Linked DNA regions of Homo sapiens: region 1 is linked to region 2. The links are chromatin loops, found by intact Hi-C in ENCODE. Cell type or tissue: K562. All regions are shown on one strand. Each heading gives the region's core, and the rest is flanking DNA. Links, peaks and the distances in the headings are about the cores only. Region 1 overlaps TUB (TUB bipartite transcription factor). Region 2 holds the start of OVCH2 (ovochymase 2).

Region 1 (8,444 bases), core at 37-8,036, 400 kb after region 2:
GGTAGATCCTCCGTGGAAACCTGCTGTTCAGTTTTCCCACCACAAGCCCTGCCCTAGGGAGCCCCTGGTGCAGGGTGGCAGAGGGAAGAAGCCTGGCAGTGCCACACATTGTGAGGAATCTAATCAAGGATGGCTTCCTGTACAAAGGACTTTGAGACAACTTGAGGATGGGGATGGCATTCCCAGGGAATGGCAGGCGGGAGGACAGCTGAGATAGAAGCTCAGGGCAAAGATGAGGAGTCAGTGGGTCCCCTCCACATTGGGCTGAGGAAGGAGCTGAGGCCTGTGCCCTGGCAGATTCCGTGGTCTATGCCAGCCAAGGCCTCTAATAGGCCTGAGGTCAGAAATGGAGATTCCCAGTTCAAGGTGAGCTCAGTGCAGGCCTTGATACACAAGAGACAGTGGTAGGGTGGCTGCTAGGTAGTGGGGTAATGTAGGGACTGAGCTGAAACTGGGTGGTGGGGATATATCCTGAGGATTGTGGCCAGCCCCGGCTCATGTGTGTACCTGAGAGAATATCCTTTTATATCTGGACATGTGTGGGAATATATGTGTGAATGGGAGTCTATATGTGTAGATATGGCTAAGAGTGTGTGCATAAGTTTGTGGGGGTACAGGTGAGTCAGTGTCTGAACATGAGTATGTGACCATGTGTATTTCAGGGGCAGCGTAGACTTCTCCTCCTTCATCCCTTCTTCTTCTCTCCTTGGCCCAGGCATCTCCAGCAGCATGAGCTTTGACGAGGATGAGGAGGATGAGGAGGAGAATAGCTCCAGCTCCTCCCAGCTAAATAGTAACACCCGCCCCAGCTCTGCTACTAGCAGGAAGTCCGTCAGGGTGAGTGAGTGAGTCTGCATCCACAGCAGTTTTTGGAGGACTGCTCATCCGTTAGAGGTGGACTGCATGTGAAGAGATGGACTCGTATGCCTTTAGGAGCTTCTCTGCTGGCCTCTTATGTCCCTCTACCTTGCCTCCTAACCTCTTCAGCTAGGCCAGCAGGGTGATGTATGGGGGGAGATGCAGTTGGACAGGATGACCTCTGAGGACCTCCCGTATCTCCCATCTCCACCTCTAGGAACTGTTGAGGGCAGGGCTGGGAAGATAGCTTCTGACCCCAGGCCCAGGCTGGCCAGGCCCCAATCCCAGGATCCTTCCCTCTCTCCCACCGCCACGTTAGGAGGCAGATTTGGATCCCAGACCACCAATTTGGGCTGCTTAGGGTCCTTGGGGCTCAGGCACCTATTCTGCATCCCCATAGGAGGCAGCCTCAGCCCCTAGCCCAACAGCTCCAGAGCAACCAGTGGACGTTGAGGTCCAGGATCTTGAGGAGTTTGCACTGAGGCCGGCCCCCCAGGGTATCACCATCAAATGCCGCATCACTCGGGACAAGAAAGGGATGGACCGGGGCATGTACCCCACCTACTTTCTGCACCTGGACCGTGAGGATGGGAAGAAGGTAAGGTTGGTCTGGGCATGTTATCATCTAGGCTTTACAGCCCTTTGAAATCCTAGGGGCTGAAATGTGACTGGAAGTCTCATATCTACCACTGACCTCTCAGTTCCTCAAAGAAACTGCCTTCGTGTCTGGTCTGTGCACATCTTTGTGTTTTCCAGTGCATTTGTGTGTGTGCACATATGTGCGTTTGGGAGCTGACGCAACGGAGAGAGTCTGTGTGAGTGGCTCTCATGACTGTGTGCAGACCAGAGGCTGAGTCTGGAATATGACCTCATTCCACTCCCCAAGGTGTTCCTCCTGGCGGGAAGGAAGAGAAAGAAGAGTAAAACTTCCAATTACCTCATCTCTGTGGACCCAACAGACTTGTCTCGAGGAGGGGACAGCTATATCGGGAAACTGCGGTACTAGCATTCCCCCAGGAAGCAGGCGGGAGTGGGAGGGAGGGGCAGGGGCAAGCTGTCTGTAGAGGGCCTGAATCTTCCTGAAGGAGATCTAGGCCAGGGATGGATACTCTCCCAGGATCCTCTCTGATAATCACATCCAACTGGAGGCCTATGTCTATGCCAGCCTAGAGCCAGACTTGGAGATGGGAATCACACACCCGACCCCAAGCTGTTCCCAGGAGGTGGGTGCAGGCCCACCAAGAGTGATGGATCCAACCCCAGGGTGTCACTGATAACGCAGGCCACCATGGAAGAGTTGCCTTGGCTCCATGGTCAATGCCAAGGGACAGGGCTGAGAGTGAGCTCTTGAGGGAAGAGACACACAGCAATCTTGGGGGTGGGGGGCAGTGGTGAAGGGGCAGGAAGGCTCTGAGCCTAGGCCTCCAGGTGGGGGCAGTGGGGAGGTAGGGTTTGCTGAGGAACTGAGTACCAGATTTGGGGAGCATAAATAAAGATGAGAGGTCAGGAGCTAAAGCTGGAGATGGGGCTGGACTGAGACTTAGGCTGGCTGCGACAGAGGAGATCTCATCCTCTCTCCACGGGTGCTAAGCCTCTTCCACTGTCTTATCAGATGCCATTCTGTTTGCTCACCTCCCATGAGGAGAACTCCCATGTTCCCCCAGATAAATCTTCTGAAGAATCCTGATTGACCTCCCTGAATTGCTCTCACTGAACTGAAATGCACTTTGAGTCAACTCAGAGCAAGTCCAGGCCTTCTGCCCACGAAGTGTCTTCAAAGATGTGGATTCAGTGAGCAGTATGCCTCCCTGGGCCTGCTCCTGTTCCAGCCCAGAATGTTTTGCAGGCTCCTCATAGGACAGACGATGAGCTGTTCCCTGCTCTGGGGCAGAGGGTGCATGACTCTATACTGATTGTGCCTTTATTTCAGGTCCAACTTGATGGGCACCAAGTTCACTGTTTATGACAATGGAGTCAACCCTCAGAAGGCCTCATCCTCCACTTTGGAAAGTGGAACCTTACGTCAGGAGCTGGCAGCTGTGTGCTACGTGAGTCCTAGGTTCGGGGGTCTCTGATTTCCAAGGTAGATATGAAATCCAGGACTTGATGCCTGATCTAGGGGCTATCCCATCCATCTTAGTGGGTAGACAAGGCTGTGTGGAGAGGGGCTGTCCTCTGTGGAGTGTTCCTGGCCTAGGACAGGGGCTCTGGCTCTCTCCTCCTGACTTCAGAGCTCACACCACAGCCGGCCATCTGCTTGGGGAGCTCAGAAAACCAGGCCTGGCTCTCTGCAGTCCAGGCCAGGAGTCTCTTAGACAGAAGGAGACGGTCGCCCTGGGTTCTTGTCTGTGCATTTCCCAGATCATCCCTCTGGCATGCCAGGTTCTACATGGATTACACGGCACTTTGTCATCTCACTGAACGTTCAACCTAAGAGGTAGATCCTATTTTCTTTATAGATGAGGAAACTGAAGCTCAGCTGCAGATGTCACACAGCTCAAAAACGACCAAACTGGAATATAAATATAGGGGATTACTCTACCCCTTTGAACCTTTTTCTTCATTTTTAAAATCAGGGGTGGGTATCTCATCAACCTGGGCATGGGCACTTCTTGGAGGCCATCAGTAAGTAATCCACAGCTACTTTGTATGATCCTGTGGTGCCACCTGCTGACCAGTTTTGGGGAGGCAGCCTGAGTCTTCAAGTTCTTACTGAGCTCCAACTAAGCATATTGTTTGAGGCACTAAGGATATAGTAATGAACAGACATAAATGTATACCTTTATGGGACTTAAAGCCCTAGCAGGGCAGACAAGCTATGAAACAGATCTATCAGTGAAGTAAGTATGTTCTTTATAAACACTAAGAAGAAAAAGTAGGGGAGGGGAGATAAGAAATGTCAAGGTATGTGTGAGAATTTCAGAATGGCAGGGAGGGCGTCACTGAGGTAGCTCTTGAGTAAAGACCAGAAGGAAGTGAAAAACAGCAGTGTACGTGTCTAGGGGACACAGTGAGGACAAAAGTCCTGAATGCCTGGCATGAAGAAGGAATGGAGTGGATACCAGGCAGTAAATGGTGAGGAGAGGAAGGTCATGGGGCCACGTGCAGGTGAAGTCACATCTCCAGCTTTAACTTGGAGTGAGCTGGAGAGCCACTGGAGAGTTCTGAGCAGAGGAGAAAGATCATCTGACTTAATGTGCCTGAGCACTGGCTGCTGTGTTGAGAACAGATGGTGGGAAGGAGGAATAGGAGGGCCAACAACAGAAACCAGGAGTCCAGGCAAAGGCTGTTAGAATGATCTTGGTGAGAGAAGCTAGTGGTGAAAAGTGGTGGAAGTCTGGGTATAATTGGAAGGTGGAGCTGACAGAAACTGCTGATGGATTAGACGTAGGATGTAGAAGAGAGGACTCGAGTGTGACCAAGTAGTTTGCCGGAGCGAGTGGAAGAACAGCATTGCCGTGAGCAGAAGCAAGGATGACGCATAAGAGGAGCTAGTTCTGGCAGGGTAGAGACCCAGGGGCTCAGTTCTGGCCGTGTTAGGTTTAGAGGGATGTGTGTTAGACTTCGGAGTGGAGATGGTGGGAACTAGCTCTTCCTCTTTATTCCCGTCCCCCCCACCTTCTCCAGTAGGTAAATAGACGCCTCAGGTGGCCAGTGTTGCGTTCTCTTTCCCAGGAGACAAACGTCTTAGGCTTCAAGGGGCCTCGGAAGATGAGCGTGATTGTCCCAGGCATGAACATGGTTCATGAGAGAGTCTCTATCCGCCCCCGCAACGTGAGTGTCTACCCCTTCCTCCCCTCTTTCCCCATCATCCTAGTCTCTGCATGAGCTTCTAAGGGCAGAACTCCAGCTGATGTGTGTATGTGGAGGGGTACCATGTGAGAAAGCCCTGGAGGTCTAGGGAAATCCAAGGACCCCCATTCCCGGGATAGATCCCTTTCTGGGGTGGTCATGGTGCCAAAGGCCTGGGCCTGGCTCAGGTGAGGCTGCCCTCCCAGGAGCATGAGACACTGCTAGCACGCTGGCAGAATAAGAACACGGAGAGTATCATCGAGCTGCAAAACAAGACACCTGTCTGGAATGATGACACACAGTCCTATGTACTCAACTTCCATGGGCGCGTCACACAGGCCTCCGTGAAGAACTTCCAGATCATCCATGGCAATGACCGTGAGTGTTTCTGTCCCTACTCATTATGGTCCGTAGGATACCCAAGGCCCTTAGCGTAGGGTTCAGCCCACCTAGCCCTGCCTACACTGGCTAGAGTTTAAGAATGTGAGCTATACAGCTAAGGTTAGATGTATGGAACTTTCTAACCCTAATGACTGGGAGGTCCTGGAAGAACCTTCTTTGCAGCCCTGGTCCTAGATTCTGTGTATTCAACGGAGTCTCAGGCACGGGAACACCCTTTAAAAGGACTTTTCCTCTTTTCTGTCCCCTGGTGTTCACATGCATCTTACTTTGTCCTTTGCCATCTGCCACCTCTTTCCTGCCACTTCTCCCAATTGGCCTTTGTTTTACTTCCCTTTGTGATTCCCCTGGCATCTCTGCTTCTCACTTGTTCTTCCCTCATGTGGTTTGGGTGTCTGTCTATCCTTCCCTGGCTCTACCATTCCTGTCCTGTCCTTTTCTCTGTCTGTGCCTGTGCTTGGCCCCAGCGGACTACATCGTGATGCAGTTTGGCCGGGTAGCAGAGGATGTGTTCACCATGGATTACAACTACCCGCTGTGTGCACTGCAGGCCTTTGCCATTGCCCTGTCCAGCTTCGACAGCAAGCTGGCGTGCGAGTAGAGGCCTCTTCGTGCCCTTTGGGGTTGCCCAGCCTGGAGCGGAGCTTGCCTGCCTGCCTGTGGAGACAGCCCTGCCTATCCTCTGTATATAGGCCTTCCGCCAGATGAAGCTTTGGCCCTCAGTGGGCTCCCTGGCCCAGCCAGCCAGGAACTGGCTCCTTTGCCTCTGCTACTGAGGCAGGGGAGTAGTGGAGAGCGGGTGGGTGGGTGTGAAGGGATGAGAATAATTCTTTCCATGCCACGAGATCAACACACACTCCCACCCTTGGGGTAGTAGTGTGTTGTAGTCGTACTTACCAAGCTGAGCAACCTCTTCAGCTGGGAAGGCCGCAAGAGGCATAGAGGGAGAGGAAGCACACTGCAGGGCTGCTGTGGCCCAGTCGTCCGCTCAGCCAAGGAGTCAGATGGCAATGGGTACTCCAGCAGGTAGGGGCACAGTGAATGTGTGTATGTATGAAGGCCACATCAACTTTATGTAGCAAAGGGCTTGGTGGCCAAGCCTGGCCCTTAAACAACTGCAGAAAGCCCTTCAACTTCAGAAGGCCTCACTCAAGCCTGAGAGAAGTTGGGAGGGTGGTGGGGACAGGTAAGTGGCAGGACCCTGTCAGGATTGCAGGTGCCTGGCTTGCTGTGGCTATGGGAATCAGCTGGTGGCTAGGTTTCTAGCGCATTTGATTTCTCCAGGTTTGCTGTGTCTCACAGAGGCAGTAGGAACCCAGCTCTCAGGGCTGTCTTGGTGGATGGGCCCTGCAAGACACAGGCTCAGCATGCAGAAGTGCATGAACAGGGTCCCTGGATCAGGGTTGTTCTGGGAGTCCTGTCAGCTTCCCCAGGAGCTCTCTGCTGAGCAGCCCAGCACAACCCCCAGGAAACACAAATGGGGTCCAGGTCACCAGCCTGACTGCACACAGCTAGGCATGCCTGGGAATCCTGCTGCCAGAGAACCATTCCCAAGCCATGGCATGCTCCTTGAAGAATCTCTCCTCTCTCTCTCTCTCTGGAAAGACCCAACTTTCTCACTGCTGTCAGCCAAGTCATGGTTGGTAACCATGTAGGTTCTTGGGAGGGAATGGGACAGGGTGAATAAAGCAGGGAATATTTTAGAACCACAAGAGATCAGCAGTGGCAGGACCCTTAGGAATCTAGTACAACCTTGTTGCTTTAGGTGAGTCACACTCAGAAAATGGGGCTTGCCCTGGGTCACCTAGCTGGTTAATGGCAGCATTCAGAACTTCAAGTTCTCTTGATTTCTTTGTTCCCACTGTCCCCCAAGAAACTAGTATCTCTGGCCTCCTGGGGGCCCATTCTGCATGCCCTCCCCACTTCCCCCGATTCAGAGACTTAGAAGCATCAGAGTTGATAAATTAGATTGAAACCATTCCAGTAGGAAATCAGGCAGTTCCCTGTTGAAAGTTGTCTGGCTTTTTGCACGTGAGTATGATCCAGGATTGGCCTGTGTCTGGCCCCTCCGCGAGGGCTACTCAGCAGTAAGCAGGCCTTAGTACGGCTGCTGCACACTTCTCGGTCTAGGTGGGAGAGAGTGCATAAAGGTTCTGGGGCTGGGCCTGAGCCTAACTCCCTCCACTACCGCTATTTCTCCTTGGATGGCACCATCCACCCTGCAGGCTTGGGAACTGTAAGCTCAAGCTTTTGCTCATTTGTCATTTACCCTGGTGGAGGCTTCTTGCCCAGATAGAGATCTGAAATTGGTGGGAAGCAAGCAGGGGTCGTACCTTGCTTTAGAGTAGATGTTTGGAAAAGCTAAGTAGAAATTTTTTAAAATAGAAGTTGTATTTTAAACGTGTTAGGCTTTATAGGTGAAGGACTTGTTTTGACTTAAGTAGAAGTAATATGCTCTCATTTCTTTGTAATCTAGATTTTCCTATGTTGAATGCTTAAAGCAAGGCATACCTGTCCTAGCAGGATCTGCCCACACCTCGGCCGTACATCTCTGTGAGAGACCCCCTCCAACGATTAGCTTTTGCAACATGGTCCAGTTTCTAGAGGGCACTAGAACTTTGTGCCAGCGCTGGCGAGATACCATGGTGCCATCCTCCTTTCTATAGTTCCAGTTTAGCCCTTCCCTGCCTTTAAGGAGAAGAGATCTTCATGGTGACATTTGAGATGATGGAAACTAGATCGTCTCTAATGTTAGGTCAAGCTATTTCTCTGGATCTATGATTTTAAGATAGAACAGGCTGGTTCTGAGTTCTGGTGAGACGGAGACCCCGGTGGCAGTGGAAAAATCAGAAGCACAAAGGAAAACTCTTGGCCTCTGCTTTCTCCTGTAGCACAAAGAGGGAGTTGGCTGGATCTTTTGGTGGAGTCAGGAAAGACAGGCTGAGCTTTCTAGCCTAAGTGTGGAGAAGGATAGCCTCAGCCACAAAACTCTGTCAGGCATTGAATGACAAGCATCAGTAGCTGAGTGCACTCCTGGTGATCCTGGTTTTCCTTGACCACTGGCCCTGGGGCCATGGGTGCATGGACTCGTAAAGCTGCTAGGGCCCCTAGAAACCACCTGGGTTCAGCCTCTCCCACAATAAGAGTTCTTGCCCTTCATACCCTCTACCTGGATGGATGGTCTTTGGGCAGGGAATTAATGACAGAATGAGCAGTCCCTAATGGTATTGGGCAGTTGGGAGTGAGTTTAGGCAGCTTCTCTGTAACCGCTTCTGGGGCCACACCCCAAAACTCTACACCCTCTGCCCCAGAACAATTCTGCAGAGTGGTGAAGTTCACTTCCCCAACTCTTCTCCAAGTCTAGCTTTCCTTTCCTTCTGGCTCCAAGGTGCTCT
Region 2 (9,995 bases), core at 827-8,826:
CATGCTGCTCCACATACCATATTTTACTCTTGTTTTATTTAGACTTGGTAAACCTCACAATCCTTGTGTGCTACACTGAGAACAGAGGTAGAGCCTGTTGGTTCAGGTGCTCTGATTTGCCAGGACTCTGCTGATGCTGTCTCTGGCCCTAGCAGAATGGCAGCTTCTTAACCTTGTGTGATGGCTTAGTTACCAGTTTGGATGTGTTCGTGGATCCAGGGAAGCACTTTACTAATGTCTGTGAAGATCCCAGGGGATCCTTGATCACTTTTCCTCACATTGTTTCTCCAGCCTCGACCACAGCCCAAACCCCAGGAAGTCACACCAGCCAGAGTCCAGGCCCCTTTCTTATTCCGGCACATGAGTGAACCTCCTGAATCTCCCTGCAGAGGGAAAAAGCCTCTATTAGCATCACTGTCAGTGTCTATGCCCCAAAATGCTCACTGTTTCCTCACAAGGATGCTGGAGGAGGATCAATGACATCTCCTCACTTCTAATAATTTAGACTCAGGGTCCTGTGTATACAGATCCCAGCACAATTCCCATATGATCCTCAACTATCACTGGAACCCAACAATCCCACCTCCCTTTTCCTCATCCATGGCTTTCATCAAAGCAGCAGACTTTCTTCTTTCTCTCCTCTCATGCTGCAGACTCAGAGAAGTCTTGGCCAGCAATGAGACTGACTTCAGGCCTTGGTTAGTAGGAAGAATGGAGGAAAAGTGTAAAGTTCCCAACATCCACAAACTGGAAAATTCTAAATAGGAAAGAGTCAGCCATCCTTCAGGAATGGGAGAACCCCGAGTTCATTCTTGGCATTATCTCTGTTATTTGGTCTTTTGGAAAAAGCAGAAGACCTCTTTTAAATCACACTTCCTGCTAAAAACAGATTGTTTCCACTGTCCCTTTATTTTGATGTAACCTCCCTTGGTACTCCTAACCCTTCTTTCCAGATTCCTGCCTTACCTGGAATCAGTCTTCCTGCAGCCCCTCACCTGATAACAGGTGAGCCTCTTAGGGAAATGGTTTGGATCTACCATTTTTCTCACACATTTAACTAACTATTTGACCCTTATAGCTTCTTCAAGACTATTCTTTATTCTACCCCTCCAATATGCTTTCTAATTAAATTAAATTTCACTGAAATTTAAGAAAACTAGAAGAAAACAAAACCAAGGGAATCCTTGCCTGGGGCCTGACAGCCCCGCAGCTCCCACCCACCTGACATGCGTCTCTCCCTCCATCAGGAAAACCTGTGCAAAGAAAGGTCTTCCCACTGATGGGCCTCTTTAGTGTTAACAGAGCTGCCACACACTCTTCCCAGGTCAAAATAGGCAGATTCACTTCCTGCAAGACTTGTGAGAGGACGCCACCTGAAAAACAGAGAGATGGAAGCCCCAGCAGGAACTCTTTCACCCTTTCTGAGTTGAAGATGCATCATTTGTGTTTGTGTCGCTTGGCAAGACTTGAATTTCTAAGTACAATGTGACATTCCCTATCTTTAGAAATGTATGCACAATCGATTTTTAAAAATGGATTAAAAATTCCATTTTCTGATTGCCCACCAGAAAGTTCTGACCTCTGCTTAAGAGGAATGGCACACAAGTTCTTACCTTCAGTTAAGCGGCCCCAGCCTGCAGTTGTACAAATAAAACCAGCCTCAAATTGCTCCCGCAGCTCTGGAAGACATATGGGCCCCACAAAGTGGCCTGAAGAAAAGAGCAAGGTAGGGCTTGTCTCATTCATGGAGGAGAGGACACTATAAGCCACTCACCACTTGGTATCCAGGTGGTCCCCTAAAGACCTCATGAGAGTTGTGATAGCTCTGCCTGGCACCTCCAGGGGTTACTTGTCAATTAAAGAAAACCTTCTCCTGACTCCATGTAATGCTATCTCCAGAACCACAAGCAAAAAGAGTTTCAGGTAGGACTCTCCAGCCTAAATTCCTATCTCAAAGTGCATGACCCAGAACGTATACTGCAGGAAATGTGCTATGGCACAGAGGTTATAGAGAACATGGGGTAGACAATTCAGTATGATCCTCAAATGTTTACCAAATTGGAAGGCTCCAGCCATCTTCAAAAGGGCAATATCATAGTCCATTGGTTTCTTGGTGGAGAAATGTGGATGTATGATGACAGTTTCAATAGTGAGAGTTTGCTCTCCTGGGTCTGTCTGGCTTAAGTCATACTCTCCAGCAGTAACATTCAAAGTAGACACAATGTTTCTATGGAAAGCAAAGAGTAAAATGAATGAATTTCATTGTGCCTCTGAGTACAGTTGCAATGGTTGACACACTAGCTTCTTTAAAATGATATGGATAAATAATATGGGGTGTGAGGCTGCTGAGCAGAGAAAGTGAGAATAATTCCAACACTGTTAGAAAAAAATGCAGAGATTCCAACTTCCAGTAGAGGACTAGTGAAGAGTGGGTTCATATATAGCCAAGGATATGATGAATTTAATACTTTGCAATGTTATTTGAAAATATCTAGAGAGGCACATACATTGTAGTTCAGGGCTCTACAGCTATAGGGGACTTTATTCAGCTACCCTGGGAGGTTGACCTGACCTAATATCAGTGAGACCCTTTGGGAATGATTTGTGATTCCCAGTAAGTATGCTACTTCAATGTCAGAGATCCTATGCTTAGTATATATTATAAGGCACAGACTGCATTATAACTAACTAATGTTCTCTGAAAGGAACTTGGTGGGATGCATTGAGATATATAAAGACTTCAGCTTGCCATCCTTTGAGACGCTTCATTCCCAGAAGTGATGCTTCTATACAAAATTGAAAAAGGCATGTTTTCTCTAGGTATACTTCCCTGACTCTTGGCCAAATTAGGTACCTAACTTAACACATAATGTCTCTCTTACCTACCACTTGCCACATTGCTGTGAGATGATCGGTTGACTCTTGTTAAAAGAAGAGTCAACTCTCTGGGGGCAGAAATCATGTCTTAGTCATTTTGGTACCTTTGGTATCTAGCACAAAGTAAACATCCAGGAAATGTTTGCAGACTTGAAATGAAAGAATGACTATATGGGAACATGATCTTGATTACAGCCTAGTATACGCCCAGAACACTGTCAATAATAGGATATTTGGATCACACAAGAAAGTGGGTAAAGGGAAGTTGTTGGGTTGAGTCCCAGAGAGGCAGGATCAATGGGAAGGAAGACAGGGAGCCTACTTTCTACTTTACTGGTCTCCCTTTGTTTTCTTTTATCCATTTCTTCAGATGCATAATGAACTAGATATTTTTTCACTGAAATTTAAGAAAACTAGAAGAAAACTTTCACAAATCCTTCTTTGTAATGCTCTTTTTTTTCTGACTTGGATGCTATTATTAACTTCCAGTTATTTTAAGTAAAAACGAATTTTACCTCTGAAAAGAATATATGTCATCTACCAAGTGCCATCTGACAATGTCACCCAGCCCCATTTGTGTCATGCAATTAGGATATTCATCTGTTAAACCAATACTCACCTATCACACAGGTCCATGTTTTAATAGGGTTATTGCTGATGATTCCAAGGGAGAAGAAATGGTGGTGTGGTCTTCACTCATGGGCTAGGCCTTTCTTACCTGTTTGCAATGCAGTGAGCCGCCGTGATCACCCACTGTGGTGAGACGATGCTTCCTCCACAAATATGCTTCTGCCTTTGTTTCAGAGATACCTAAATTGCAAATACCTTAAATGAAAGCAAGTTCATGCCCTGGGATCCCCCTAAACACGGTGATGAAGCCTATTCTCAAAACCAGACTCAGATATCACACTCGTAAATGTCAAGAATCGTGGACTGTGAAAAGATAAAGCCCAGACACTACCGCTCAGAAAGAAGAGTGGTGCTGGCAACCCTGGTCTAGATGAGAGGTAGTTAATTTGAGATGACTGGCTGTAAGTATGTGTCAACAGAGGTAGCAGTTAGAAGTGGTGAGATGTATTTACTTATTTTTATAACACAGTTGATGCAGACCTGTTGCTCTAACAATATGAACAGTGTCTGTGAATGAAGGTAAAATAGTATAAGATATTGCAGAGTCCAGCTGAAGAGGTTTGGAAGAAAGGCAAGGTGAGGGCTGGGGAGCCTTTCAACACATACTCCTATTTCTCTAAGCCTCTTAGGGAAATGGTTTGGATCTACCACTTTTCTCATACTCTTAACTATTTGACCCCTATAGCTTCTTCAAGCCTATTCTTTACCCTACCTCTCCAATATACTTTCTAATTTTTGCTTATCCTATTTGTGATACTTGATTTGATTCTAAAATGACTTACTATGTACAAGTAAATACTTTTTCTTATGACATTCATCACATGCCATGATGACTATTCTGTCTTTCAACCCAACTAGGCTGTAGGCTCCTCAAAGATATAAACTTAACCTTAAAAATATCTATATCCATAATATCTAGCACAGTTCTTGATGCATAGAAGTCCTTGAGACTCACCTGCCAGGGATAGGAACCCTTCTCCACTTGGCTTCCTCCAAGAATGCGACTGAAAATGTTAAAATAATTCCAAGGCTGTACCTTAACCAGACTCTGCCCACAACTGGGAGCTGAGAAAAAAACGAGACAAACTAAATGATTAGATAGCTTCTAGGATTGAGGTAATATCTTCTCCATTTCACCCATGAAACTGAGTCTGAGACTATGGTGTATGGTGCTCAGCACACATTCAGATATCAATAAATCTTTATTGGATTTAATTCTCTTGAGGGATGAAAAGTGACAGGTCATTTAAGGAGAGTGGAGTGAAGTGTCCTGATTCACAAGTTGGTACTCGGATAGAGGTTTGCTAGGTAATAGAAGAAAAAACTCCTCCCTCTTTATGTAAAATACTTTATCCCTGAAAAAGTTGTTTTTATTTATTTGCCCTCAATGGGTTTTCTGACTCCTCAGCAAAGAGGTAGACTAGATTAAAGATGTTTAACATCACCTGGTAACTCAAGGATGGCACATCTTCTGTCCCTCCTGGAGGTCATCCTTTTCCATATTTTGAAGGAGGATTAGAACTAGCCTTGCTTCATAATCACCATGCTTCATTGCCTACCTAAATTCTGTAATTCTTATTCCTCAGCTTGGAGATCACCTCAACCAGGAAGTCTTCCTTGATTTCCTCAAAGTGGGATTGCCTCTCCCTTGTGTTGTGTAGCACGCTTTCTTCACCCCTTTTATAGTTCTTGTCATGCAGAATTGTGATAATGAATTATTTGCCTCTATCATCGGACTATGAACTACTCAAGGGAAAAAACTTGCCTTATTCACCTCTGCATTTCTAAGGTTTAGCTTAATTCTTGGCATAAGTAAGCACTTAGAAACACTGGATGGACAAACAAATGACTTTTCTTGAGAACACATCCTTAAGAGTATAGCTATTTAGATCAACATGTTAAAATATTCAAAGCTCTTTCATACAGCTTCTCATTTAATCCCACTCTATGCCTATAAATGAAGCACTGTTATCCCCACATTGCAGATGAGAAAACTGAGAATCAAGGAGACACACAGCTGGATAATGGCAGAGCATGAATGTAACAGTAAGTGTTTTGATCCTGAACCCAGTGCCAGGATGACATTGGAACAAAAGCTTATTTTCTAACTGTTTCAGTTGAATGAGTCATAAATACTTTAAATACAAAATTTACTATTTCCCAAATTCAGTAAAGCAAAGTCAGAAAACATGTTGATTCTCAGGGTTGGCACAAGTCTGACCAAGGAGAAATCTTCCAAGAACTGTTTTCAGCTTAAGTTAGTTGAAGGGGAAAAAAGACCATTTATAATATACTACAGTGAACATGCTTCATATTTCTCAGCAAGATGATTTTGTAAAAGATTAAAAATGCTTCCAAATCCATGCTGATTTCCAGAATTTGCTCTATGAACCAAGATGGGATTATGTAATGGGTTCAAGTAAGTGAACAATCTCAGTTCACTTAGGAAAACTAAGCGAAGAAAACAGGGATTGTTTACTTAATTGGATACATTAGTTGCATTCTATAAATGTTTCACCCTGTGTCCTATGCCGATTGCAGGAGATAAGTCCAAAATAATTGTTTAAAAACAATTAGATATCCAAAATATATTTGCTTCTCCTATTTTCCCAAAGGAACATGGAGTCTCGGAGTTGTGACGTCCATTGCCAGCAAAGGTTCAGACAAAGGTAATTATAGAGTTCATTTGAAACTTACCTTTGGGGAGCGAAAGAGTTGCAGATTTACCTCGTTCAAAAAAGACTATTCCTAGTAGTAAAATCAGCTTGTTCCTGCTTATAAGCATTTTGAGACTCATAGTTTTTCCCTGAAATTTTAGAGAGACTAAAGCAAACAAAAATAGGAAGCCTTGAGAGACCAGCAATAAGCCAATTTAAAACAAGTTTATTCATTAACCAAGACGTGGTGAATCAAGCATGTCCATCTGATGTTTCTGAATGTAGTGTTTCGCAAAGATCTTTTGGAAGATGTGGAGAAACAACCACAGAAGCAGAGTCTTGATCAAGCAATATTACATATCCTATTACACCTACACCAATTAGTTGATTCCTCCAGAGTGTATCTGGCTAGCAAAGTGGTTAGCATGTAAGATTTGCATCTGCAAACATTACTTGCTCCTTTGTAGAGCTTACCACTTTTACCACTTTCTATAAGAAGATTGACTATCAATGTTGTCCTTGTTTGCAAGGGTACACTTCCCTACTTTTTTGCAAACGACCCATCCAAATGTATATAATTTTTTTGGGCAGAGATGGAGTTTCATCATGTTGCCCAGGCTGATCTCAAACTCCTGGGCTCAAGGGATCTGCCTGCCTTGCCCTCCCAAAGGTCTGGGATTACAAGTGTGAGCCACCACGCCCAGCCAATATTCTAAAATATTTTTATTTATCTTATTTTGCAAATGTAACTACATGGTTATTATAAACATATGTTGGTGAATGAGAGAAGTGGAAAGATATTTGGGTGTCACACTCAGGAAGCCCTGCTGTTAGAAAGTCATCTAGGATACTGTACATTGGGGCATTTGTGACTCTGCATTCTCCTATCATTTTTGTATTTATAGAAGGGAAACACTAAATCTCCTTTACTTCTATGCCTGGTAGATGCTTGGGAGAGTAAAGTGGCTATGATTACCTGTACATTTTCCTCTTTCCTCAACGAGTTTTGGGCACATGGTCAGTGTGTGAGAAATATTTATAGGATGGTCAATGCCATCTATGACCAGATAGAAATATAACATTTTTCTGTCAACTTTTATAAGTTACCCACTAAAAATAACAAATGTCAGCCCAAAAGCTCTTAATTTCCTTTTGGCAACTTTTGTCTTTGTACAAAAAAGTATGAAAATACAACACATACAAATAATATAAATGCAAAACAGAGAAGGTGTAAAAACTTAACATTTGTAAGCACTACATATTTAGGTACACTAATCAAGAATGTAGCCTTATGGAAAGAAGGAAACTCAAACCTCTATTGAGGCTTTATCTATAACTACTGTAATCCTGATGCCAAACATTTTTGGCTATTGGTATGGAGTGATAGCCCCAAGAGGTAATCAATCAATGTCTAAGCCCTAATCAAAGTCTCAATCTTTCTTTGACAGCAAGCTCCCTTTAAATTGCTATTGTGTTTTATCAATCACTTTTGAGAGCAACTTGACTAGGAATATGGCCTTTCTGACCCCAAATTCACTACATTCTGTCTAAAATGTGTATACTGTTAATGTCAAAAGTGCAGAAAGACCTAGTGTGGGCCTAGGATGCACTAAACTTGACAAGCCTAAAGTAGGCACATAGCATAGGACAATAAAATTTGACTCTATACTGAAAGAATGATGAGTTTTCCTTTGTAAAATGTGGGAGTGGAGCGTTTTTATTGATTGTCACACAGAAATATGATGAGCTCTTGCTTAGTGCTTAATTTCAGGAGAGGGTATTTGCTTCAAGCTCTTGCATCAGCACAACTATCAGTACACATCAACACACTCTTCACCACATGAAGCTGGTCATTAAGAGTTTGTTACTTTCATCTCTTAAGGGGCTAAAATGTGGCCCCCTTGCTGTTAAAATATTTGCTCTTCATGGGGGATGTAGCAGGTTCTAAGACACTATATTTTTGTAAGTCCAGCTATTCAACCCTCCCAGGGTCTGGATAGGAATTATAATAACTGTACATTGTAGTTACTTGCAGACAGGAATATATTAAAGTGTTGCTTGGCATGGTAGTATAAAATCAATTTTTCATTCATGAAACTATTAAACCTTTTAAAGGGGAAAAAATCTCTCTTGAGAATCTTGGACCAAAGTCTGCACCAAACATGGATTTGGAATTCAAATACATTGTTTTCCCTGTCTGTAAATCCCCAAGTTGAGAAATTAGTATCAAAATTTCTCCTGAAAGCAAAACTGTCTCTCTTCACAGATGATATGATTCTATACCTAGAAAATCTCAGGTCTACCTGTTATAACCTTCTTCTCTCTTTTTTGCAGCAATTATTTTTGTTGAAAGAATTGGTTATTTAGACCTTTAGCATTTTCTACATTCTGTATTTTGCTGATTGCAGAGCTGTGACTTTAATGTGTTCCTATAACCCTGTGATATAATCCATAGCTAATGATTATAACTTCTGTATTGTACCCTCCAATGAAAAGAGAACAACTCCAGTATGAGCAATCTCTCTCTGTCTTTTCAGATTTTTCTGTCAAAACCTTTCACCTTCTGACAGACCTCAGAACACTCCAACTTTGTTGCTGTGTCTTCCTGGGTCAATCCACACATTTGAGGTTCAATAAACCTTTATAGATTTTTTTCTGTCTTGACAGCCTCAATTTTGGTCAACAGTGCCATAAACACTCATCACCAGGAATGTTCTCAGCCACCTCCAGTGGCCCAGAGAAAGTAACAGAATGTACTGTCTGGTAGAGAGTCCCAGGAGTTGGGTTTCTGGACCTGTCTGCTTCTCATTCTCCCTGAAGTTTCCAGCCACCTGGAATTGCCCTGCCCCATGGGCCCAAATACCCCCTCACATCTCCCTCCCAGGGGAAAACACCAACTGGTTCTTACTTGGAATAAATTGGAGTGGGTCTACTCCAGAACTTTTTCAGCAGTTTTCTCCTAACAGGCATGTTAGGTTGTGGTTCTTTCCTTAATTGAATTCCATCTACTTTTTATCGTTCTAGAAATATTCATAATTTGGGGCCACTAAAAGTAGCTTTCCTTGTTCAGGTTTTCCAGCACTGCTATGAGTTCATTTGTTTAATACATCCTTCTTATCATAAATTTGGAGCAGGAGCAGGAGGACACACCGTATGGTCTCAGGCTGCCAACTTAATCCAATCGCTAAGTGGGAACCACTGAATCCTCCTTTATAAACACCTTGCATATTCCCTGTTGCAACTAAGAGATGACACTAAAGGTACATGCAAGGTAAGTTGAAGTGTAAAATAATTAAGAACAATCTGAGAATGCCTCAAGGATAATCAAAAACAATAAGGGTATTTTTAAAAATAAATTTTAAAAGGGAAGAGATGATTTGGAACTGAGGGATGATATGAATCATGCAAAGGAAGGATCACTTTGCCCCTTCTCACTGTTTGAGTCTTAGAATAGAAATGGGAGTACTCCAGAAAGTGGTTTAGTTATACCCAGGAATTTCAGCGATACTGGAGAAAGGAAGAGTGGGGAAAGTTCCTATACATACTAAGCACAGGAGATAGATAGCAAAGAAACAAACTTAGGCAAAAGTGAGCTGGCCAGAAATGAGAGGGAACAGAAGGGAAATCGTGTAGGGATTTGCCTGAGTCAGTGTTGGCAAAAGCAAAAAAATTCACACACAGGTATGAAGAAAACAGGAAAATAGGGGAAAGGAAACAGGAGTCTGTTTGGAAAAGATACAATTAGCCCCCGTATTCTTGTTGAAAACTTGATGTGTTATGCTTCAGTCTCTGTAGTTTGTCTCCAAGATACTAGCTTTTATGAAGACAAAA

Evidence for each region. Peaks named below come from ENCODE experiments on the same cell type or tissue, not always from the same donor. Only the 100,000 strongest peaks of a DNase experiment are listed, where the experiment ranks them.
Region 1: it touches region 2 in a loop (4-fold over the local background); 4 of 110 quality-filtered maps call a loop at or near these places.

What each region holds. Positions count from the first base shown.
Region 1 is chr11:8,095,970-8,104,413 of GRCh38, forward strand. It overlaps TUB (TUB bipartite transcription factor), which reads left to right. Exons shown (of 12, transcript NM_177972.3): 6 at 716-837; 7 at 1,259-1,456; 8 at 1,745-1,857; 9 at 2,789-2,906; 10 at 4,534-4,632; 11 at 4,857-5,028; 12 at 5,517-8,444. The coding sequence ends at 5,650. It also overlaps a transcript of RIC3 not described here. Among named protein-coding and RNA genes, the nearest start is that of TUB, 19 kb to the left of the region's middle. In K562, for the core only: a CTCF peak has its summit at 3,525 (motif pointing left); a DNase peak (open chromatin) is centred at 3,522; H3K27me3 peaks cover 3,726 bases.
Region 2 is chr11:7,700,103-7,710,097 of GRCh38, forward strand. It overlaps OVCH2 (ovochymase 2), which reads right to left and starts at 6,375. Exons shown (of 16, transcript NM_198185.7): 1 at 6,205-6,375; 2 at 4,463-4,572; 3 at 3,596-3,687; 4 at 2,055-2,227; 5 at 1,614-1,709; 6 at 1,222-1,373; 7 at 194-383. The coding sequence starts at 6,292. It overlaps LOC105376533 (a long non-coding RNA gene), which reads left to right. Exons shown (of 11, transcript XR_007062576.1): 6 at 954-1,005; 7 at 5,493-5,553; 8 at 6,123-6,176; 9 at 9,299-9,435. In K562, for the core only: no CTCF peak of the experiment used is centred there; no DNase peak of the experiment used is centred there.